Regions from separate parts of the Homo sapiens genome. Here region 1 is linked to region 2. The links are chromatin loops, found by intact Hi-C in ENCODE. Cell type or tissue: heart left ventricle. All regions are shown on one strand. Each heading gives the region's core, and the rest is flanking DNA. Links, peaks and the distances in the headings are about the cores only. Region 1 has its middle 340 kb from the start of LCORL. Region 2 overlaps NCAPG (non-SMC condensin I complex subunit G).

What was found. Peaks named below come from ENCODE experiments on the same cell type or tissue, not always from the same donor. Only the 100,000 strongest peaks of a DNase experiment are listed, where the experiment ranks them.
Region 1: a loop joins it to region 2, with 14 times the contacts of the local background. A loop is called at or near these places in 50 of 110 quality-filtered maps.

What each region holds. Positions count from the first base shown.
Region 1 is chr4:18,359,216-18,372,609 of GRCh38, reverse strand. No RefSeq gene overlaps it. Among named protein-coding and RNA genes, the nearest start is that of LCORL, 340 kb to the right of the region's middle. RefSeq lists an enhancer at 5,270-5,329. In heart left ventricle, for the core only: a CTCF peak has its summit at 5,403 (motif pointing right); no DNase peak of the experiment used is centred there.
Region 2 is chr4:17,811,943-17,823,947 of GRCh38, reverse strand. NCAPG (non-SMC condensin I complex subunit G) reads right to left here. Exons shown (of 21, transcript NM_022346.5): 2 at 11,524-11,727; 3 at 10,803-11,031; 4 at 8,950-9,095; 5 at 8,590-8,674; 6 at 6,495-6,687; 7 at 5,860-6,009; 8 at 825-965; 9 at 178-301. Among named protein-coding and RNA genes, the nearest start is that of NCAPG, 7.0 kb to the right of the region's middle. In heart left ventricle, for the core only: a CTCF peak has its summit at 6,730; no DNase peak of the experiment used is centred there.

The DNA.
Region 1 (13,394 bases), core at 2,135-10,134, 550 kb before region 2:
ATAGTTTGAAGATGGGTAACGTGATGCCTTCAGCTATGCTCTTTTTGCCTAGGATTGCTTTGACTATTCAGGCTCTTTTGGGGTTCCATATGAATTTTAGAATTTTTTTTCTAGTTCTGTGAGAGAAATGATGTTGGTAGTTTGATAGGAACAGTGTTGAATCTGTAGATTGCTCTGGGCAGTATGGCAATTTTAATGATATTGATTTTTCCAATCCATGGGCATGGAATGTTTTATCCATTTGTTTTTCTCACCTACGATTTCCTTCGCAGTGTTTTATAGCCCTCCTTGTATAAAGTTTTTACCTCCTTTGTTAGATGTATTCCTAGGTATTTTTAGTGGGGTATGGCTATTGTAAATGGGATTGCATTTTTTATTTTGCTCTACTCTTGAACATTATTCATGTATAGAAATGTTGCTGAATTGTGTACATTGATTTTGCATCCTGAAACATTACTGCAGTCATTTATCAGTTCAAGGAGCCTTTTGGCATAATCCTTAAGGTTTCTAGGTACAGAATCTTATTGTCCAAAAACAGAGGTAGTTTGAATTCTTTTTCTATTTGGATGACTTTTATTTCTTCCCCTTGCCTGATTTCTCTGGCTAGTCTTTCCAGTGCTATGTTGAGTAGGATTGGTGAAAGTGGGCATCCCTGTTTTATTCCAGTTCTCAAGGGAAAGGCTTCCAGTCTTGCCCATATAGCATGATGTTAGCTGTGGGTGTGCCATAGATGGCTCTTATCATTTTGAGGTATGTTCCCTCAATGCCTAGTTTCTTGAGGGTTTTACCTTGAAGCGATGTTGGATTTTATTGAAAGCTTTTTCCATATCTGTTGAGATAGTCTTGTGGTTTTTGTTTTTAATTCTCTTTACATAGTGAATCACATTTATTGATTTGTATATGTTGAACCAACCTTGCATCCAAGAAATCAAACCTACTTTACTATGGTGAATTAACCATAGTTAATCATGTGCTGTCAGATGCAGTTTGCTACTACTTTGTTGAGGATTTTTTGCATCTATGTTCCTCAGGGATATTGGCCTGTAATTTTCTATTTTAACTGTGCCTTTGCCAAGTTTTGGTATCAGGATGATAACAGCTATATCTAAAGGTATGTAAGATTATGGTAGACTTATTGAATGTTAACATTTCAGTATTTCAAATCTGAGTAAATCCTCTGTCACATTTTGCAGTTTGTGTATATCAGATGTGGAAGAAAATTTATTACAAATTCAAATTGCACAAGAACTTTATGGACATTCTCATATTCTGATTCATAGACAGGGAGTCCTGGAACCACTAGCAGTGTCCAAGACTACTATGTCTTCTAGGATTATGAGACTGCAGCTCCTTAACATACATACTTAACATACATCAGGAGCTGGATTTTAGCCCAAATGGCAGGCAAGAGACAAACGATACTCTCCTAGAATCCACAGAAGAGAAATGAACAGAACACAGAGCCTATGCAGAAACCAGCTTCATAGAATGAGTTAGGTAGGATGCCCTCCTCCTCAGTTTTTTAGAATAGTTTCAGTAGAATTGGTACCAGCTCTTCTTTGTATGTTAGGTGGAATCCAGCTGTGAATTCGTCAGGTCTGTGGCTTTTTTTTGTTGTTGTTGTTGTTGTTAGGTTTTTTATTACTGTTTCCATTTCAGAACTCATTATTGGTCTCTTGCGGGTTTTGATTTCTTTCTAATTCAATCTTGGGAGATTATGTGTTTCTAGGAATTTATCTATTTCTTTCAGATTTTCTAGTTTGTGTGCACAGAGATGTTCATAATAGTCTCTAGGATTATTTTTATATTTCTGTGGGATCAGTTGTAATGTCACGTTTGTCATTTCTAATTGGATCTTCTCTCTTTTTTTCATTGTTACTCTAGCTAGCAGTCTACTGATCTTGTTTATCCTTTCAAAAAAGCAGGTTTTGGTTTCTTTGATCCTTTGTATTCAGTTTGGGGGTCTCAATTCTGTTCAGCTTTGCTCTGATTTTAGCTATTTCTTTCCTTCTACCAGCTTTGCGGTTGGCTCATTATTTTTTAGTTTCTCTAGGTATGATGTTAGATCATTAATTCAAGATCTTTCTAAGTTTTTTAGGTAGGCATTTACTGATACAAACTTTCCTCTTAACACTGCTTTTGCTGCAGCTAAGAGACTTTGGTATGTTTTGTCGCTGTCGCCTTTTATTTCAAAGAATTTGTTGATGCCTTCTTTAATTTCATTGTTTACCCAAAGTCATTGAGAAGCAAGTTGTTTAATTTCCACGTAATTGTGTGTTTTTGAGAAATCTTCTTGGTATTAATTTCTGTTTTTATTTCACTGTGGTTTAAGAGTATGGTTGGTATGATTTCAAATTTTTTTTAATTTATTGAAACTTGCTTTCTGGCAAACCATGTGATGATCTTGAAGTATGTTCCATATGCAGATGCAAAGAAAGTATGATCTGTGGTTGATGGGTGGAGGGTTCTGTAGATGCCTGTGAGATCCAACTAGTCAAGTGTCAAATTTAAGTCCAGAATTTACTTGCTAGTTTTCTGCCTGAATGATCTAATGTGTCAGTGGTGTGCTGTAGTCCCTGACTATTATTCTGTGGTTGTCTAAGTCTTTTGTAGATAGATAACTACTTGTTTTACGAATCTGGTTGCTCCAACATTGGGTGTGTGTATACATATATATATGTACATATCTGTGTGTGTATATATATGTGTGTGTATATACACATGTATACACATATATACACGTATATGTGTATATATGTGTGTATATATGTGTATATATACGCATATGTGTATATATACGTATATACATATATACGCACACATATATACACATATATACGTATATATACACATACGTATATATAGATATATACATATATACGTGTATATATACGTATACATATATACGTATATATAGATATATACGTATATACGTGTATATATGTATACATATACACATATATATACACGTATATACGTATATATACGTGTATAAATACACGTATATATACATATAAGTGTACATATGTGTATACACATATATACATATATACATATATACACATATATATGCACATATATACACATACATATATACATATATACACCTATATATACATATATACATATATGTGTGTATATATACACACATATATGTATATATACACATATATACGTATATGTGTGTATATATACGTATATAGACATATATACACATATATACATATATACACATATACATATATATGCACATATATACACACATATATACATATACACACATATACGTATATACATATATGTGTATATACGTATATATGTGTGTATATATACAGTATATATACACATATACACATACGTATGTGTACACATATACACATACGTATGTGTACACATATACACATACGTATGTGTACACATATACACATACGTATGTGTACACATATACACATACGTATGTGTACACATATACACATACAGATATACATATATACACATATATACACATACAGATATACATATATACACATATATACACATATTATACACCTATATATGTGTATATACGTATATATATACACACCTATATAGGTGTATATATATACGCATATATACATAGAGCATATGCAGAACAGAACACAGAGCATATGCAGAAACCAGCTTCATAGAATGAGTTAGGTAGGATGCCCTCCTCCTCAATTTTTTATGTGTGTGTGTGTGTGTGTGTGTGTGTGTGTGTATATATGTGTGTGTGTGTGTGTGTGTATATACATGTAGGATAGTTAAGTCTTCCTGTTGAATTGAACCTTTTATCATTATGCAATGCCCTTCTTTGCCCTTTTTTTAATGTTGTTTGTTTAAAATCTGTTTTATTTGACATGAGAATAGTGACCCCTGCTCTTTATTCTTTTCTGTTTTCTTGTTAGAGCTTTCTCTGATCCTTTGCTTTGAGCCTATGGATGTGGTTACATGCTGATACATGTGAGATGGGTCTCTTAAAGACAGCAGATGGATAACTTGTTTTTTATCCAACTTGCAACTCTGTTCCTTTTAAGTGAGGTGTTTAGGCCATTTACATTCAAAATTAATATTGATATGTGAGGTTTTAATAATATCATGAAGTTGATAGCTATTTGCTTTGCAGTTTCTATTATGTGGTTGCTTTATAAGGTCTGTGGGCTATGTAGTGCTTAAGTATGTTTTTGTGGTAGCAAGTATAGTTCTTTCATTTCCATGTTTGGAACTCCTTCAAGGATTTCTTGTAAGGCTGGTCTAGTGGTAAAGAATTTCCTTAGTGCTTGCTTTCCTGGAAAATATTTTATTTCTCCTCCATTTACGAAGCTTAGTTTGGTGGGATATGAAATTCTTAGAATTTCTTTTCTTTATGAATGCTGAAAATAGGCCCCTAGCCTCTCCTGGCTTGTAAGGTTTCTGCTGAGAATTCTTCTGTTAGCCTGATGTACTTTCCACTGTTATGTGATCTGACCTTCTTCTCTAGCTGCCTTTAAGATATGTTTCTTTAGCAATGACCTTGGAGAGTCTGTTCTGGTGGTGTTTGTTCTGTACGGTGTCTCTCTGGTGTTGTCTGGATTTCTCGTATCTGGATATCTACCTCTCTAGAAGATTAATGTTTGGTTTTTATTAGTTCCTCAAATATGTTTTTCATATTGTTTACTTTTTATCTCTCAGGAATGCCAATATCCTGTAGGTTTGGTCACTTTACATAATCCCATATTTCTCGAAGATTTTGTTTTCTTTTCAAATTCTTTTTTCTCTATTTTTGTCTGACTCAGTACGTTCAAAAGACTGGTCTTCGAGCTCTGAAATTCTTTCTTCTGCTTGGTCCAGTATATGGATAAAGCTTTCAAATGTATTTTGAAATTCCTCAAGTGAGTTTTTCGGTTTTAGAAACTATGATTGATTTCTTTCTAAGATGTTCATCACTTCCTTCATTTCCTGGATTGCTTTAAAGGTTTCCTTTTCTTGATTTTCAACCTTGTCTTGGATCTCACTGAGCTTCCTTGAAATCCATTCTTTGCTTTATTTATCTGTCACTTCTGGGTTTCCATTATGTTTAGGGACCATTGCTGGAGAGCTAATGTGATCCTTTGTTGCTGTAACTACATTCAGATTTTTCATGGTGCCAGAACTCTTGTGCTGGTTCCTTCTCATGTGGAGACACTGGCACATCTAATTTTTATATTGTTTTCATGCAGGTAGAATTTTTGTTTCTTTCCCCATAATATTATTTTTTTGTTCTTCTTTCTTTTTACCTTTTCTCATCTCTCTAGGGAGTGTGACTGTAGAGAATGCTAGGTATGCTCTTTTGGCTTTTCTTCTCTAGCCCTATGCACTTCTGTCGGACAGTTTTATTATATATTGGGCTGTGCAGTTTAACCTACAAGCCAGTAGATGGCACTTATGGGTAAGAGCAGGCTGCAGCCATGTATGTATGTATGTATGTATGTATGTATGTATGTATGTGTGTGTGTGTGTGTGTGTGTGTGTGTGTGTATATATGATCCTTGTTTTCTGGGAGAAGTTCTCTGTTGCTTCAGACAATGCTGATTCATAGAGTGCACAATGGTCCAAACTCCCTGCTTAGCCTTGGAGAGTGGGAGCCACAATGAGCAAGACAGGATCGGGCAGGTCTGAGTACCAGTCCCCTGATGGCAGACACAAGCACTAGTGCTGAAGGAGAATCCAGTGGATGGCCACCAAGCACCCAGAGGTGTGCCTAAGCATGGAGCTGGAAAACCAACTTTGTGCCAGAATTGTTGTGCTGTTTTATTCTCATCTGAAGATTTTGGCACTTCTAAGTCTTGTAATTGTTTCATGCAGGTAGAATTTGTTCTTTTTATTTCTTTATCTGGCATGAGACTGGGAAACCTCCTTGGCCTGAAGTTCTCTACGTGGGGATGGGGGTGGCCTAAACTCCTAATTCAAGAAAGTGGGTCATCCAGATGCCTGGGCATAGAGTAGAATGGGCCCTCCTGCATCAGGATCTCTGCACAGGAAGGATAGGGCAGCTCAGTCTGCTGATCTAGGTGAGCTGGTGCTCCAAATGCCTGGGAATCTGCCTGGGGGTGGAGAGGGTCTCACTGGACCATGAGCTATGTCCAGGAACGGTGGGATGGCTCAGGCTGCTGAAACAGAAGTGTGCATGGTCTGAATGCCTGGAGGTCTACCCAGGCATAAGGGAGAGAGGGCCTCCCTGTATCAGGATCTTTTTATCATCGAGACTCCATCATGGAGCCTGTTTGCCCACATTCTTCTCCCTGGAATCTAGCGTACCCTCATGACTCCAGTGGATTCCTGTTTTCTTTCTTGAATTAAAGCTCACAGAGTTTATCTTTGTGCACTATCTTGCTATTTCCAAGTGGCTGAGGCATGCTGAAAGCCTCTAATTCAGCACCTTGGGGATAAAACCTTCTAGATTATCTTAAAATGTAAATTGGAAACTCTAGGGTAACCATTACAATAATTTCTTAAAAAAGCATAATCAATTGCTGAGAAAGAAGATACAACCAAATTATATAAAATACTCAGTTAAAACAAGATGAAACAGAAATGGTGGGGGAAATGGAAATGGTGTTCAAGGAACACTTAGAAACAAGAACAACCAAACATGGAATATAAAAATCCACCTAATCCATCAAACTTTTAAATAAAGGGTTTAAATATATTAATTAAAAGACAGATTGCCAAAATGGTTTTAAAAAACAATATCCACTCTAAGAGATGTATGAGGAAACCATTTTAAATAAAAAGACTCAGATAGATTAAAAAAAAGAGAGAGAAAGTCATACTATGCTAACAAAAATCAGAAGAAAGCTTGAGTAGCTATATTAACTTCAGACAAAGTAGACATCAAAACAAGGAATATTATCAGAGACAAAGAGAGGCCTTACATAATGATAAAGAAATCAATTATCTGAAAACAACATTACATTTCTAAAAGTGTTTGCACCTAACAGCACAGTGTCAAAACAAAAGAGGTAAAAATTGATAGAATTGAAAAGAGAAAGAGACAAATCTAATATTATGGTTAGAAATTTCAACATCTCTCTTGTAGTAGTTGATAGATCAAGCAGGCAGAAAGTCAGCAAGAAATTAGTTAGAATGGCACTATCAATCAACTTGATCTAATTGGCATTTACATTTATAGAATGTTTCATCCAATGACAACAAAATGGATATTGTTCCCATATATAATATTCACCAGAAGACCACAACCTAGTCCAAAACTACACCTTAACATCTTCAAAAAAAAATGGAAGTCATACCAGAAATAAAATATGTTTTTAGACAACAGAAAAATTAAAATTGAAACCTACAATAGAAAGAAAGCTGAAAAATCCCCAAATATTTAGAAATTAAACAACATGCTTCTAAATAACCCAAAGGTCAAAGAATAAATCACAGTGAAATTAGAAAACATTTTCAACTGAATAAAAATAAAAATATAACAAATCAAAATTTATCAGAAACAACTAGAACAGTACTGGAAGGAATCATTATAACATTAAACATGTATATTAGAAAAGAAGAATGATTTAAAATCAATGCCATAAATTTCTACCTTAGGAAACTAGATAAAAAAGAGCAATTAAAGCCTAAAGAAAAAAGAAGAAAATAAATAATAAAAAAATTGAAATACTTACATGCAAATCTAACCAAATATGGACAGAAATTTTATGCAGATATCTATAAAACAATGATCAAAGAAATATGAGAATATCTAAATTAATGGAGAGATAATCCATGCTTGTGCATTGGAAGAATAAATGCATTTGAAATGTTATTTCTTCCCAATTTGATCTATTGATTCATAATAATCCCATCAAAAATCCAAAAAGCTCTTTTTAAAAATATTGACAAGCTTATTCTAAAGTTTATAGAGAAAGGGAAAAAAATCTGGAATAGCCAACACAATACTAAAGAAGAACAGAGTTGGAGGATTCCCATTACTCTACTTCAAGACTCAATATAAGACTACAATAATCAAGACAATGTGACATGAGTAAAAGGATAAATACATATATCATTGGAAAATAATAGATACATATATTGGAAAATAATAGATACATATATCATTGGAAAAGAACCTGGGAAAGAACATAAACAAATATAATCAACTGATCTTTAACAAAGGAACACAGGCAATTTGGTAAAAAAATAAAAACAAAAAAATAAAAAAGTATAGGATAGTCTTTTCAACAAACGGTGCTTGAAAAGTTGGACATTCATATGCAAAAAGAAAGTACTAGACACAGACCTTACATGTTTCAGAAAATTTAACTCAAAATAGATTATAAACCTAAATGTAAAATTAGAATTATAAAATTTCCAGAGGAAAATCTAGGTGAACTTAGGTTTAGTGATTATGTTATAGACACAACATCAAAATCACAATTCATGAAAGAAAAAGAAATTGGACTTAATTAAAATTTAACATTTCTGATATGCAAAATATACTGTAAGAGAATAAAAAGATAAGCAACAGATTGGGGAAAAAATTGGAAAACTCATATCTGATAAAGGACATCTATCCAAAATATACAAAGCACACTTAAAACTCAACATTAAGTAAACAACCTGATTAAATAATGGGTCACAGACCTTAACAAACATCTCATGAAAGATAAACAAATGGCAAGTAAGCTTATGAAAAGATGCTCCAAATTATATGTCATCAAGAATTGTTAATTAAACAATAATGAGATACTATTATATGCATATTAGAATGGCAAAAGTTCATAGAACTGACAATGCTAATTACTGATTAGGATGTAGAACAACAGGAACTTTCATTCATTGTTGATGGGAATGAAAAATAGTGCAGCCACTTTGGAAGACAGTTTAGCAGTTTCTTGCAAAACTGAGTTTTCTACAAAGTCTTATCATCTGTATTAGACCGTTTCACACTGCTGGTAAAGATATACTGGAGACCGGGCCATTTACAAAAGAGGTTTAATGGACTCACAGTTCCACATGGCTGGGGAGACCTCACAATCATGTGAAGGGCAAATCTCATATGGTGGCAGACAAGAGAAGAGAACTTGTGCCGGGAAGCTCCCCTTTATAAAACCATCAGATTTCATGAGACTTATTCGCTATCATGAGAACAGCACAGGAAAGACCTGCCACCATGATTCAATTACCTCCCACTGGGTCCCTCCCATGACACGTGGGAATCGTAGGAGCCACAGTTCAAGATGAGATTTGGGTAGGGACACAGCCAAACCATATCACCATCCATCCAGCAATCATGCTTCTAAATATTTACCCAAATAAGTTGAAAGACTATGTCTGCACAAAAATTTGCACAAGATGTCTTTTAAAGGTGAATAAATAAACAAACTATGGTAGACCCATACAATGGAATATTATTCAGTGATAGAAAGAAATGAGCTTTCAAGTCACAAGAAGACAAGGATGAACCTTATATGTATAATGCTAAGTAAAAAAAAAAGCCAATGGGGAAAGACTACATACTGTATGATTCCAATTCTATGACATGCTGGAAAAAGCAAAGCTATAGAGGTGGTAAAAAGGTCAGATTTCAGAGAGAAGATGGGAAAGGTAAGGGTTGTGTAGGTGAAGCATGAAAGATGGGATCTTTTTTAGGGCAGTGGAACTATTCTGAATGACACTGTGATGACGGATACATTATACTCTTGTGTCAAAAATCCATTGAATTTCAAAACACAGTGAACATCAATAATTGTAATTTTTAACTAAATATTTTGGAATCCAAGAATGGAATCTGGAATTTAGGAAAACATTATGACAGTACTACAAGTGTACAAAACAACTTCGCTGAAGGACATGAAAGAATAAAGGTGGTAATCTAAACAACTTTAGAAATGTGTGAAGTCTGTAAGAGCAAAGGCAAAAGAAATTATATCTAGGTATTGTAGTCTAATGAATAAAGTTGTTTACCACAGAGGTATTGACTTACAATTCTTATACAATTATAAATGTAAACAGAAATTAAACAATTAGGTAGATGGATGGAAGATAGTGGGAGCCACTTCATACTGTTGGAGTTAGAGGTTACAAATTAGCAAGAGACAGTCTAGAGTAATCTGTGTGCTTACATTTTAGGGCTGGAGACATCGGTAACAACTCTGTTTAGCTTAACACAAATAGTTCCACATAGAAATATTTATAGATATAAGAGTATAGACTGGTTCTTATGTATGAATATATCCTTAGTCTGTCAGCTGATAGGGCCTAAAGTGACAACACCCCAGTAGCAATGAACAAGCCTAGTACCTAGATCTTGGGGTTAGTATCATTCTTCAGCACTTCTTTTTGTAGAAATGCCTGATTCTAGGACTGGGAAAGGAAATACAGAAAATGAGACTGGAGCATCCTGTAGTGCCAGAAAGTAAGGAAATGCTCAAATTTTAATTAGTTAATTATGAGAATATGTCAAAAGGGCACAAAAGTCACTTGAAAGAGTTCCTAATGGCCAAAACTGGAAAAGTTTGTATAACAAAATAAATTAAGTAATAGATGAAATCTGCTATGGCTTCAATGTTTGTCATTTCCAAAAGTCATGATGAAATTTTGTTGCCATTGTAACAGTATTAAAAAATGGGATCTTTAAAAGGCGATTAACCAATGAGGGCACCACCCTCGTGGATAGGATTGATGTTGTTATGAAAGGGTGTTTGCATCCCTTTTTCCCCCTCTCTCTTGCCCTCTCTTGCTGTTCTACCATGTGATGACACAGTGAGAAGGCCCTCACCAGATGCTAGCACCTTGATATTGGACTTCCCAGCCTCCAGAATTGTGAGTCAATAAATTTCTGTTAATCATAAATTACCCAGTCTTGGGCATTCTATAATAGCAGTACAAAGCAAACTAAGATATAGCTCAAAGTATAAAATAAATATTGATAGGCCAGACGCAGTGGCTCATACCTGTAATCCCACCGCTTTGGGAGGCCGAGGTGGGCAGATCATGAAGTCAGGAGTTCGAGACCAGACTGACCAACAGCGTGAAACCCCGTCTCTACTAAAAATAAAAAAATTAGCTGGGTATGGTGGTGCGCACCTGTAATCCCAGCTACTCAGGAGGCGGAGGCAGAAGAATCGCTTGAACCCAGGAGACAGAGGTTGCAGTGAGCCAAGATCGCGCCATTGCACTCCAGCCTGGGTGACAGAGTGAGACTCCATCTCAAGAAAATTAATTAATTAATTAATTAAATATTGATGAATCAATACAAATACAAATAAATTTTTGAATGACTAAATAGATTTGGAGAAGACAAAATCTCCCATGTGGAATTCTGAATAATTTATGTAGATACTCTCTCCTTCAGGAAACAAAACAGTTCCCCATTCCTTCAGTGTAGGCTCCATGTGTTGATATATTTTCAAAGAACACAATATGAAAAACAGAAGGAAGAAAAGTTACTTTACAATGAAGAAACCTAACAAAAAATACTCAACCAGGTGATAAAAGTTAACATCAAAAATAGTCACATTTATAGTAAGTACTCTTGATACGACATGATAAAAATGTCCCTTTACCACTGTGGTATTCTTCCTCAAAACACACAACCCCGGTCTAACAATGAGAAAAACATCAGGCAAGTTCAAATTGAGGAACATTCAACAAAATACCTAACCAGCACCCTTCAAAACTATCACAGTCATCAAAAACAAGAAAAGGCTGAGAAATTCTCAAAGCCAAGAGGAGCCTAATCACACATGACAGGTAAATGTAATGTGACATCTTAGATGGAATCCTAAAATAGAAAAAGACATCAGGCAAATCGTAAGGAAATCTGAATAAATTCTAGTCTTTAGTTAAGAATAATGCATCAGTATTCATTTATTAATTGTAACAAATATACCATACCAATGTAAGCTTCTAATAATAGAGGATCCTGCATAGGGTATATGGAAATGTACTATGTTTACAATTATTCTGTACATCTAAAGCTGTTTTAAAATTAAATATTTATTTTTGAAAAATTATCTAATTACAATGAGCATGAAAAATATTTTAAAGAAAACTGAAATCCAACAGTTCTAAGAAAGTAGGAGCAAGGATCATCCAAAAGGCTTTGAAACAAGAAAACACACTGGACTTGGAGTCTCTCTACTGATTCCCCTGATGGGGTTACACACTTATCTTTGAAACTCTGTTTAATGGGATTGAAAACAACATGGATATGTTCTGTTCTGGTGGGATCTAGCTTGTTTCCTTGTTTTGTTCTGCTTGTTTGTTTCTTTTAAAAATTTGTACGCAGAGAATTGAAGCAAACTTCTCAGTTTATGATATATTGCTATCATTGGTGCTCGATTTGTCCTTCTATTGTATTTCATTATCTTTACTCCTGTTTATTCATAAAACACTCATTTCTCCTCTTGTCTACATAAGCTACCATTCTAACATGTTTTATGAGAATTTGGCAAAAGCTTAACATACCTCACCCCAAAAAGGCTAAAAAGTGATAATGTAGCATGTACCTTCTTTCCTGGTGGTAAAATCCTTATCTGAGATAAAAATCACTTAAATAGGAGCTTTGGGGTGATAAGTGTTATTGAAAGGCTGGGTTTTGTTTGAAAGCTGTGGGTTTAATAGAACATTATTAAACCATTTAATCTCTCCTGCAGAGACATTTCATGATGTCCCCTCAGGGAACTTTCCTTGCAGGAGGTCTTGGAGTCAGCTTGTGGCCAAGTTGGTGACAGTTCAAGAAGTTCATCCTGCTCTAATTTCAACTGAGCAGCAAGAGAGCTCACAGCAGGAAATTCAAATTTGAAAATCTCAAGGAAAAATACATGCTGCCTTTCATTTCCCACCACCCAGGATATTAAACCCAGATGACCATAGTGAACACAAGAGAAAGACAAATTGCAGAAATAAGCACTGCTATTCTAAGTCACTGGGCCATTTCAAGTGGTAGGACTATTTTATTTCTAGGAAATTCACTATCTTCCCTAAAGGAAAAAAAAAAACATGCCTTAGGAAGCTATTTTATCAACAAAATAGTAATATCTGAGGAAAGTGATCATTTTGCAGAAATTAAAGTTTAGAGTTTACATGCAATGAATCCAGCAATGGCTTTGAATCTAATATTGTTAAGTCATTTCATCAACTTGCTGCAATTAGACTCCAAGAAAACCTATGCATTGTTTCTCTTCTCTCTGGCACTCAGAAGATACCTGCCAACCTTTGTTCTAAAATCACCAAGAGGAAGCATGTAAGAGCAGAGTTTTGAAGAGAGGGATGCGAATTTAATTTCTAGCTCAACCCAACTCAGCCCTTATCTCCTGTGTGACCTTGAGAAAGCGGATTATCCTTTATGGATGTTGGTTTCAGCATTTTAGGAATAGGGAAAATAATACTAGTGGGACACACTGAATGGT
Region 2 (12,005 bases), core at 1,829-9,828:
TTTTCAAATATTCTGTGTATGTAAGAGATAGATAATGGTTTTAAGAAATTTTAAAACTCATTAAAGAGACGAACCTAAAACAAAACAGACAAAACAAAAAGTTCTAAACAGAAAATAAGACAGTATTCAATGTCATTGACCAAAACCTCTTTATCAACAATGAGGAAAATTACTTACAATTTGTGTTCTCTTATTATCATCTATAATGATGTGGAGTAGTCTTTCAACAAGAAAAGAAACCAGGGATATTGGGATTGTGGGTAAAATAAGAATCTCCTGTAAAACAGCCAGCAGTTTTTTTCTGCAGTCAAAAAGAACTAATTTAAATATTATTATGACAAAACATGTTTTATCTCTAACATTCACCTACTCTGCAAACTTAATTACATTTGCCTCAGTTCTTTCACTTAGGTTTATCACTATAATAGGTACAAAAATCTGTATGTACAGACTTTAGGTCAAATATTCTTATTCCACACAAAAAAAAATTTTTATAAAACACCCTATGATTTTTAATAAATCAACATGATAAAATGACAAAATACCAGAAATGATTAAACCTTTTAGAAAATGCTACTAGCCTTAATAAATCTAAACAGAAACTTTTAACCAAAAACTGCAATTTCATTGATTTATTCTGAGGAAATTGAACTAGAAATATAAATGTATGTGTATATATGGAAATATGTAGAAGGGAAAAGAAAACTTTTTATACCACTTTAGAGAGCTAGGGTAAATATGTTTAGTTATATTGTAAAAGGACTATATTTCAATATAAGAAATTAGAAGGGCAAATTAGAATGAGTGTTAACATTTAGACATACCTTCCTCCTTCTTCACTGGTATCCAAAGACTTAATAATTAGAATCAATTGTTGACCTATGAATTCTTTTGTCATCAAATTTCCAATATAGGAAAAATCACCTCTGTGTTCTTCATTAACAACTGGAATGCTCTGGATGTAACTAAAACAAGCAGAATTAATAAAGTAGAATCTTTTAAGAAACATCAAACAAGAGTTGATTCCCACCATTAGGTCAGAAAAGGGCCATTTTCAGGTCATATTCGTCTAAATACATATCTATGCCATGTAATTTGGTCTACAAACTCAATTCTATGCCACTGTCATTAACTTTTGCAAACAAACTTATTGATGAATCAAAAGAATTTGAAAATGTATTTTCAATAATGACTCAAATTTTCTATGGGAAATTTTCAAAAGGTACATATTTATGTCTAACTGATAACTAATTATTTCAATGTCACTAGCATTCTCCCAATTACAGATGGTCCCCAATTACAGGTGGCCCAACTTACAATTTTTCAACTTTAGGATGAGTTTATCTGAGAATTAAACTCATTTGACTTATGACATAGCCCCACTTTAAGTCAAGAAGCATCTATCAAGTTCTGAATCCCTTACCCAAAAATCCAATTAGTCATAAAGATCTAATCTTCAGCCGGGCACAGTGGCTCACACCTGTAATCCCAACACTTTGGGAGGCCGAGGCAGGTGCACCACAAGGTCAGGAGTTCGAGACCAGCCTGGCCAAGATGGTGAAAACCTGTCTCTACTAAAAGTACAAAAAAATTAGCCAGGCATGGTGGCTACTGTAATCCCAGCTACTCAGGAGGCTGAGGCAGAAGAATTGCTTGAATCCAGGAGGCAGGGGTTGCAGTGAGCCGAGATCGCACCACTGCACTCTAGCCTGGGTGACAGAGAAAAACTCCATCTCAAAAAAAAAAAAAAAAAAAAAGATTTAATCTTCATCATGCCTAATTATCATTCTTTTATTTTTAAAAATTGTAACAATAGTTACACAAGTAATCCATGAATACAATTATCTTTTTTGAAAAAAATCAGAAAAATAGAAACAATTTCACAAATTTTTATTATTCTTTCTTAGAAACCCTACTAATCTCTGTATACACCACCACCATCAGCTACCTTTTATTTTAACTTTTTATTCTTACTACAGACATCACCACCCAAACTAAAGCCCTTTATAATCCTCACCAAGAAGGCTGTATATTCAGTAGCCTCTGCTTTTTGTGTGGAATAAAAAAAGCTACTTAAAAGCAGAACTAAGAATTGAAGCTTAGACAGCGAAGTGCCTTTAAGATGGAAGTAACATGAAAAACAATCCTGATCAAAAATGTCATTTAAAAAATGTCAAAAATGTCGCCGGGCACAGTGGCTCACACCTGTAATCCCAACCACTTCGGGGGGTTGAGGCGGGAGGATCACTTGACATCAGGAGTTCAAGAAGAGCCTAACCAACATGGTAAAACCCCATCTCTACTAAAAATATAAAAACCAGCCAAATGTGGTGGCAGGCACCTATAATCCCAGCTACTCAGGAGGCTGAGGCAGGAGAATTGCTTGAACCTGGGAGGCAGAGGCTGCAGTAAGCCAAGATCACGCTACTGCACTCCAGCCTGGGCAACAAAGCAAGACTACGTCTCTTAAAAAAAAAAAAAAAAAAAAAAGGCGGGGGTGACAAAAACCAAGTTACAGAAATTGTGGTATAATGTATAATGAGTATACTCTCATGTATTACAAAGTGATGACCAAGAGTAAATAAAAGCTCATAAATTTCTGGCCACAAGATTAGGACTTTTAAGACATCAGCCACCCTTTGGGTTCTAGTAGGAAACTAAGGAAAACTACACTACCGATAACTATCAAAATCAACCAATCAGTAGAGTTACTCTTTTCTGACAGGCTAAAAGAAAACCTTCATTTATACTCATCTTTGTATCTCTCCCCACTTCTCCAGCCCAGCTTTAGCAAAATGCACAGCATCTTGACTGAGTTTTTTTTTTTAAGTAAATTCAAACAGTTGTTTAATTAATAGATTAAAAATCCTCAACTGCATAAATACAACTTAAAACTGACCCACCAATTTTAGTTACCATGAAATCCTAACCATTTATAAAGACATTTATTATAATGAAGAGACCACTCAAGAAAGTATTTTAAAGTCTAAGAATTTATATTTAAGATGGCTTTCAACAAATTTTATTGTTGTCCCTTTTACTTACTCTAATTTGATAATCCTCATTTCCTCGTTTGCTCTTTAAGTGAGCACCTTGGTTAACCAAAATTGTTTCACATCAGAGTTCTTAGTCATTGAATCTACTGCCTAAAATATACAGTATGCCTGAAAACATATTCCTGAGATTATCAGGAAACAATTTTTCAATTTAATTTTGTTTCTGTACTCAAGTATACTAATCCCATCTAGTCATGTTCCTCCAAAAAGACACTCATTCTATTTTTTAGGTATTCTTTCAACAATCACTAAAATAAATTTCTGAAAGTTTTCTTTTTTTTGTTTTTTTTGAGACGGAGTCTTGCTCTGTTGCCCAGGCTGGAGTGCAGTGGCGCGATCTCGGCTCATTGCAAGCTCCACCTCCCAGGTTCACGCTATTCTCCTACCTCAGCCTCCCGAGTAGCTAGGACTACAGGCGCCTGCCACCACGCCCAGCTAATTTTTTTGTATTTTTAGTAGAGACGGGGTTTCACTATGTTGGCTAGGATGGTCTCGATCTCCTGACCTCGTGATCCACCGGCCTCAGCCTCCTAAAGTGCTGGGATTACAGGCATGAGCCACCGCACCCAGCCGAAAATTTTCCTCTTTAAAGGTGAAGAAAATAAGTCGAAGAGGTTAAAGTTACTTATTTCAAAACTAAGAGAGTGACAAAGGAAATGTTAATCCCTGACCTTTCAGAAGGGAGGAATCAAGCTTTTTACAAGTCACCTTCTGATGCTGTCCTTGAGGAAAACTCCTCCCCCTTTATGCCATTTAAATATTTAACATTTCCTCATATTTTCTTATATTTTCACTACCTTCTATAAACATCTTTTATATTTATATATATTATTAAACTTTGCCACAAACTCATTCCTTTTGGAAACATTTCAACATGGCCCAAACAGCATTATAATGAATTCCCTACTTAAATGTCAAAGTCTGAAATAATTAACATTAAAATGCTCATTAGATTCACACAGGTTCTTCATGATGTTAACATGGGCTTGAGCTATAGTTTCCCTACTGGCTCACATTTGAGATACTTATCCTAGATTTAGGATTTTTGAGGGGAAATTTAGAGGCATGCACAGCTTTGCTGCCTAACTTTTATGTGAGATCATTTTAAACAAAAGCAGAGAACTGTACTTCATACAGATAATTCAGGTCCATAATTCATATTATATGGAAGCTTTTTTAAAAAAATACATCAGGCTGGGCGCTGTGGCTCACGCCTGTAATCCCAGCACTTTGGGAGGCCAAGGCAGGCAGATCACGAGGTCAAGAGATTGAGACCATCCTGGCCAACATGGTGAAACCCCATCTCTACTAAAAATACAAAAATTAGCTGGGCATGGAGGCGCGTGCCTGTAGTCCCAGCTACTCAGGAGGCTGAGGCAAGAGAATCGCTTGAACCCGGGAGGCGGAGGATGCAGTGAGCCGAGATTGCACTATTGCACTCCAGCCTGGCGACAGAGCAAGACTCCGTCTCAAAAAAAAAAAAATAAACCATAAAGTTGAAGTTAAAAACCTACATACCAATATCTATCAAAATATACATATATTATCCTTTGGTGTAGCAACTTATTTCTTGGAATTAACCCCCAAAAATCCCAAAGGTACCCAAAAATGTAAAGGAAATTTAACATACTTTTGCTTTTATCAGTGAAAAATGGAAACATCCTAAATGTCCATCAACAGAGGAATAAATTAAATGTTACCACCATACTACGGAATGATATGCTGTTAAGACTGTAACAGTATCTATTACATTATATATGCACCAATATATAATGATCTCAGTTATCAGTTGAAAAAAAAAGTATATACACAGTGTTATATTTTTAAAGAAACCTGTACTCAAAAAATGTATATAAATGCAGAGAAAGAGGTTTGAATATACACCCTATATTGTTTAGTTGCTAATTCTAAGGGTTGCTAGAATATACACTTAGTTGCTAATCAATGGGATTGAGGAAGTAGGAAATAAAAGAGGGAATTCCACATTTTTATTCCTTATACCTCTGTATTTGAATTTTGACAAGAATGCATTCATGTTTTTCTTGTATAATTTTAAAGTGAAATAAAGTAATCCAAATAATTTCTTAAGAGGTATAATTATGGTAATCCAAATTGTTTTTTAAAAAGGCATATTTTGAAAAAACTTTAAAACATGAAGCTAGATAGTAAGTTTTTAATAAATAAAACTGGCCACAAAGATCCACGCTGTGAATTGGAAAACAATGTTCCGTGCATCAAATCCAGCCTATTACCTGTTATATAGCTTGCAAGCTAAGACTATTTTAAATTTTTAACTGATCATTTTTTAAAATTTCTTATTTTGTTAACACATGAATATTAAAGTTCAACTATTTAGTGGCCATAAAAGTCAATAAAAGTTTTATTGAAAAACAGTTACTTACATTGTCTTTGGCTGCTTTTACAATACCATGGCAGAGTTGAGTCATTGTGACAGACGGTATGGCCCACAGGACCCTAAGATATTTATTATCTGACACTTAACAGAAAATGTGCCAACCAATTTCAGAAATAATATATCATCATCATCAACTTTATGCAGAAATGGTCATAATCATATCTTAACAGTTTTGAAGAAATGATCCTAAACATAGTGACTTGCTCTTTCAGTATACAGACCAGCACAAGATATTCAAAAAGACTCGATGTATATAACTATCCCTACATGTACAAAAAAAGGATTTTTAACATATTCACAATCAAACATGACTTTGAGGAAGGGGACTGGGAGATTGACACATGCAGCAACACAATCACTCTCCAAACTAAAAGAAAAAAAATTTACCTCAATAAATAGTCTGCATATACTACAGGCTCTGGCAAAATCTGCTCTAAAAATTCTTCACCTTCATCTCCTTTTGATTTCAAATATTCACAAAGGGCACACCAATACAAAGCAATTTCAGGAGTTAATGTTTCCACTGGAATCAATTTCCTTCATTTAAAAGAAAGAGTGTGAGAGAAAGCATGATCTTTTTATCATTAAGAATTGAAGAGTACAAAAATGAGAATAATAAGATTTGCTTTAAAACCACTACACTATCCTTTTAATTAGAGTCATTAATGTATCCACACAAAAAGGAATGAAGAAACTTAGAACAAAAAAGAACCAAATAAGCAAACATATACTAGGGGTGCATGTTGCTGGATTTTCTCATGGTAGGCTAATTCAAAAATCAAAGTAAGAAACTGAAGGGGGGAAAAGCATAGCTAAAGTAGATAGTCTATGATAAAGTTATGAGTTCTTACACCAGGAGGGGAAAAAGGAAGGATAAAAGGATATTCATCAGACTAAAAGAAAACAAAAGAGAGTTAAGATTAAAGGTATTAATATAATCTTAAGCTATGGGGAGGAAAAAAAACAAATTAATTGCACAAGTTAATCAGTACTACATTTCAAAGAATGAATCCTTTATGTACCTGCCATCATTGTTTTTACAGAGTCCCACCAGTTCACTGAGAGGAGTTATTGAAAACAAGGCATTGAGAACAGAGACTGCCACTTCAGAAGAATTTTCTACATCCAACCGATGGAGCAACTCTAAGATATTTCCTTCAGAGAACCGTAACCAGCCTTGAAGAAGATGCTTCTGCATAGCTTGTTTCACAGCATCTATTGAGTCATTTGAAACATAGGTGAACAAAGGCTCCCTCTAGCTTCCATCTCTTGTATTTTGTCTGTTTTAATTAACAAAGTCAGTATTTACAATAGAAATAGTAGAGGTTAAGAGGCACAACTAAGCATGTATATATATATTTTTTGAGACAGAGTCTCGCTCTGTCACCAGGCTGGAGTGCAGTGGCACGATCTTGGTTCACTGCAACCTCCACCTACCAGATTCAAGCGATTCTCCTGCCTCAGCCTCCCGAGTAGCTGGGACTACAGGCATGCGCCACCACGCCCAGCTAATTTTTGTTTCACCATGTTGGCCAGGATGGTCTCAATCTCTTGACCTCGTGATCCGCCTGCCTCGGCCTCCAAAAGTGCTGAGATTACAGGTGTGAGCCATAGCGCCCAGCCAACTAAGCATATTAAAGGTAAAAAAAAAGAAGTACCATGATACTGCAAAAGTCACTGTAATGGTCACTTACAAATAAAAATGGAAAAGGTTCAGCACCAAATACCACAGCCTACAAAAATATCTTTACATTCCTTCTCCCCTGGGTTCAATGGGCTTCAGGTGTTAGCCCAGAATATGTAATAGCTATTATCTCACTTGTTATCTGATTTTATCTATTACACGATTGCTATTTGCAGTAGTGAACTATACAAGCACACGTCACTGAACAAACCTTAGTCTTAGCTTTTAAGGTCATCCTACTAATTAGTCCTCTGACAATGTTTTCAAACGCAAGTCGGTTTTCTCACTACAGCGCAATAGAGCCATCTTGGCCTTCTCATGAGAGTTAAAAACTTCAAAAAATATCATTCCTATAAGCAGATTCTCTCAGGCTCCCCAACCCCTGGGCCACGGACTAGTACCAGTCTGTGGCCTGTTAGGAACCGGGCCGCACAGGAGGAGGTAAGCCGTGGTCTAACGAGCATTACCACCTGAGCTCTTCCTACTGTCAGATCAGCAGATGCATTAGATTCTCTCAGGCGCAGGAACTCTATTGTGAACTGCGCACATGAGGTATCCAGGTTGCACGCTCCTTATGAGAATCTAAGTAATGCCTGATGATCTGAGGTGGAACAGTTTCATCTGGAAACCATCCAGCCCGCCCTCTGTGGAAAAACTGTCTTCCATGAAATCGATCCTTGGTGTCAAAAATGTTGGGGAACTCTACTCTAACAGAAAAAAAAAAAAATAAGAAAATTATACTGGTCTGACCATTCCTATTTGTTGTTTCTGATACACAGAACACATTCATACCAAAGTATACACATAAGGAACAGCATTTTTTTTTTAAGTCAGAGAGAGAGGGCAAATAGATCTTTTCCTACTTCTGACATGAATTAGCTCTACAGACTTAAGTATTGTTTCTCCATCTGTAAAATACAGAAAGGGTGAAAGAAATAAGCTCTGCTCCTTCAAAATACCAAGATCTTGGCCAGACGCGGTGGCTCACACCTGTAATCCCAACACTTTGGGAGGCTGAAGTAGGTGCATCACTTGAGGTCAGGAGTTCGAGACCAGTCTGGCCAACATGGTGAAACCCCGTCTCTATAAAAATATAAAAATTAACCAGACATGGTGATGTTCACCTGTAATCCCAGCTGCTCAGGAGGCTGAGGCAGGAGAATCGCTTGAAACTAGAAGGCAGAGGTTGCAGTGAGCCAAGATTGCACCACAGCACTCCAGTCTGGGTGATAGAGTGAGACTCTGTCTCAAAAATATATATATATCAAAATCTTTAGCCCTGTGTTTTCTATATAATACATCAAGATAAATTTCACCAGGTTCATGGGACTGGCAGGCTTACTTGACCTGATTTGACACTCGTTTCTTAAACCTTGTTAAGTCTGACCTCAAAATCTACTAAAGTTTTGTATATATAAAGTTGTTTATCTTACCTGATCTGTCATTAAGACCTTGTTGAAGGAGCATTACTCTCTGAGCAATGGACATAGCTCTCATATGAACCTTTTCAGCTAAAACCTTAAAAATAATTTATAAAGATGGTCATTAACCTCAACACAATTTATAGATTTCATAAGAATATCACCATCTTAGAAAATTACCCAGAATCTCCAAAAGAAATTAATACCTGGTAACATACTTAATACAGTAAGATTCTACCTAAATTACCTGTGTTCTCCATAAAACCTCAACTGAAGAAATTATTACATGCCAAGTATTTTTCAAAGGCACTTTAAGAAAATGGCTCCTTGTCCTTTAAGAATATGCCAACACAAGACATTGAACTTATTTACCTGATAAGCCAGCTTTCTGACAGCCTCTTTCACATCCTTGGTGCGCCCTACAATTTTTGGCAAAGTCTTTGCTGATGGTGCAATACATGATAACACTGCCCGTCTAACTTCTGGATTTGAATCATTTTCAATCAAAGTAGCATATGCTAAAAATAAAGCAATACATTTTAGTACTGATGAAATTATTTATTTAACTACAGTCATAAAATAACACACATTTTGATATTTTAAAATGCCTTTAATGTGATAAAGATAGGCTGGGCATGATGGCTACTGCCTATAACCAGCACTTTGGGAGGCCAAGGTAGGTGGAGAGCTTGAAGCCAAGAGTTCAAGACCAGCCTGAGCAATATAGAAAGACCCCTGTCTCTACAAAATAATTTTAAAATAAAAAATTAGCTAGGCATGGTAGTGGCGCTTCCAGTTACTTAGGAGGCTGAGGTGGAAGGATCACTTAAGCCCAGGAGTTTGAGGCCACACCTCTGCAATCCAGCCCGAGTGAGAACCCATCTGTAATAGAAAGTAATGTCATTTTTTTAGTCTCACATATTTTAGTTGAAGTTTTTTTCCCACCAACTTCCTTCTTTTTCTTTTTTTTGGAGACAAGGTCTCACTATGTTGCCCAGGTTGGAGCCAAAGTGCTGAGATTACAGGCCTGAGTCACTGCTGCGCAGGCCACCAACTTCCCTTCTAAAGACACAAGGGGGAATTAGTCAACGGACTGGCTCTTAGGCCAAAAGTGAAAACAAATAGCCCTAAAAGTCACAGAAAATTCATCATTAAGATTATGTCTGTGCTACTCCTCAATATTTAAGAGAAAGCTTACTATAGCAGACAGTTTATTTTAAACTGATATGGCTTTATAAGGGCCCATTATTTTGGTTTTTAATGAGACCTAAAAGGAAATATTTTTTGGTTTTATTCATTGAAACAAACCCATTTCTTATATTTAAATATATTTATCTGTACTTCTCACATCTTTCCTACCTCAATTATTAAGTACAGGTTGACTATCAAATACCTATGTTTTACACAATATTATTATGGGTATCTTTTAACACCAAAAAAAATACCAACTACTATAGTGATAAATATACCAGTGATTATAAAACTGGTAATAGGGACAAAAAGGACAGAAGAGTGCCTAAAACATACCTAGGCATATATGGAAAAATGAAATACAACTACCTTTATGACCCCATAGGTAAGAAAAAGTTCCTTAAAAAAGAGATTAAAAAATACGAATCATAATGGCAGAGATTTATATTTTTGACATAAGAATTTCTGTTCAAAAAAAAGATACCCCAAAGGGAGTGAAACAATGATACCCCAATGAGCCACCTAAAACAGGAAGAGATCTACAATTCATATAACCCAAGGATTTCTTTTCAAAATATATAAAGAATGCAAATGAATTTTTTAAAATAGTATTTTAAATTAAAAACCCAATGAAAAAATGGGCAAAACACAGTAACAGGTATTATATAGAAATATAATTGGCTGCTAAATATATACATACAGCATGATTTACACAAAATGACAGGAAAACATTAAGATAGACATATGTGATTTATGCAAAAAAATTTTTTTTAATTTAAGCAAGAGACTAATTAACCCCAAACTGAGGATTTAATAGTTACTTCTGAGGGACAGGGATGCAACTGGGATAGGATGCAAGTACTGACTTTTTTTTTTAAGCTGGGTGGTTGCTACTTAGGTTTTTTTTGTTTAATCGGAATCATATATTAATTACCTATACTCTTCAAATGTATAGACCATAATAAAAAATTTCAAATACTGAGAATTTAACAAAATCAACAAATCTGAAAAAAGATTTAGGAAACTACACACACCATTAACCACTGGGCATTCATCATCCTTGGGATCCTGAAGTCGTGAAAGCGCCAGAACTGCCTGTATTCTCACATTTGGAATCTTATCTTTCAATCTAATAAGCATGGCTTTATTAATTTTATCAAACACATCATCATCAATCTGAGCATTTTCTGGCATACTTCCCAAAAGCTTGTTTATGAGCAGGCACACTCTAAATCTCACTGCATTGCTGTTTGCTTCATGAGACTAAAACAGAAACAAATCAAAATTTATTCATAGTCACATACCACTCCCAAATAATCAATATTATCTGAACTCTATACATTCGGAATGCAAGAAGTTACAACAACAATTCATTTCCTGAAGAGAACCTATAATGCTACCTTGGTCCATATGTATAGCAAATATATATATTTTATACAGTCTCAAAATGAACAGTCTGAAAGAAGTCTTTGCTAAGTTACATAGTCCTCTTTGTAGAGGCTTCTAAAATACAGAACTCATTTAAAATAAACAAAGGAGAACTGGTTTAAAGAGGTCATTAAAAATTTAATGCTGGAGTTAAAGTCCACTTTTTAATCATAATGATAATTCTAATATTTCCTATGAAAGGTAGACTCATTCAGGTTTTTTCAATCACTAGATATTTCATTGTCAAAAACATACAAACTCCCACGACTCTTTTAAAGTGGCAAAATTTTCTAAAATCCCTCCCCAAAGCTATCATTTTCATAGTACCTTTAAGAGAAAAGTAAACAAATAATTTAAAAGGCCACCATCTTCCTCTTCCTCATCATCTTCCATATCTGATTGGTGAAATGAGGTAACAAACTTTGCTGCAAATTCTATTACCCTCTCCACAGCTGGTTCACGTTTATAGACCACCATAACATATTTAAGGTAATGAATGAACTCCTCATGAAAAACTGTCTTATCATCCATCTGAAAGACAAAAGAAACCCTTCATAAACTGCACCGATAAAAATCCTTTATTCCCAACATCACCCTAAGACTGATGAAAGCACTAGCCATAATAATGCAGACAAATTAAAATATTTATTTAGTAAACTCTTAATTATCCAAACCAGCCAAAGGGCAATCAATTTGCATGAATTTCTCTCCAGGCTATAATGGGAGTACACAAGCTTGACTTTTGACAGTGAAAAGATTCCTTTGATATATTTTTTTCAATATCTTTGATTCTCAATAAGCCTTTAGTA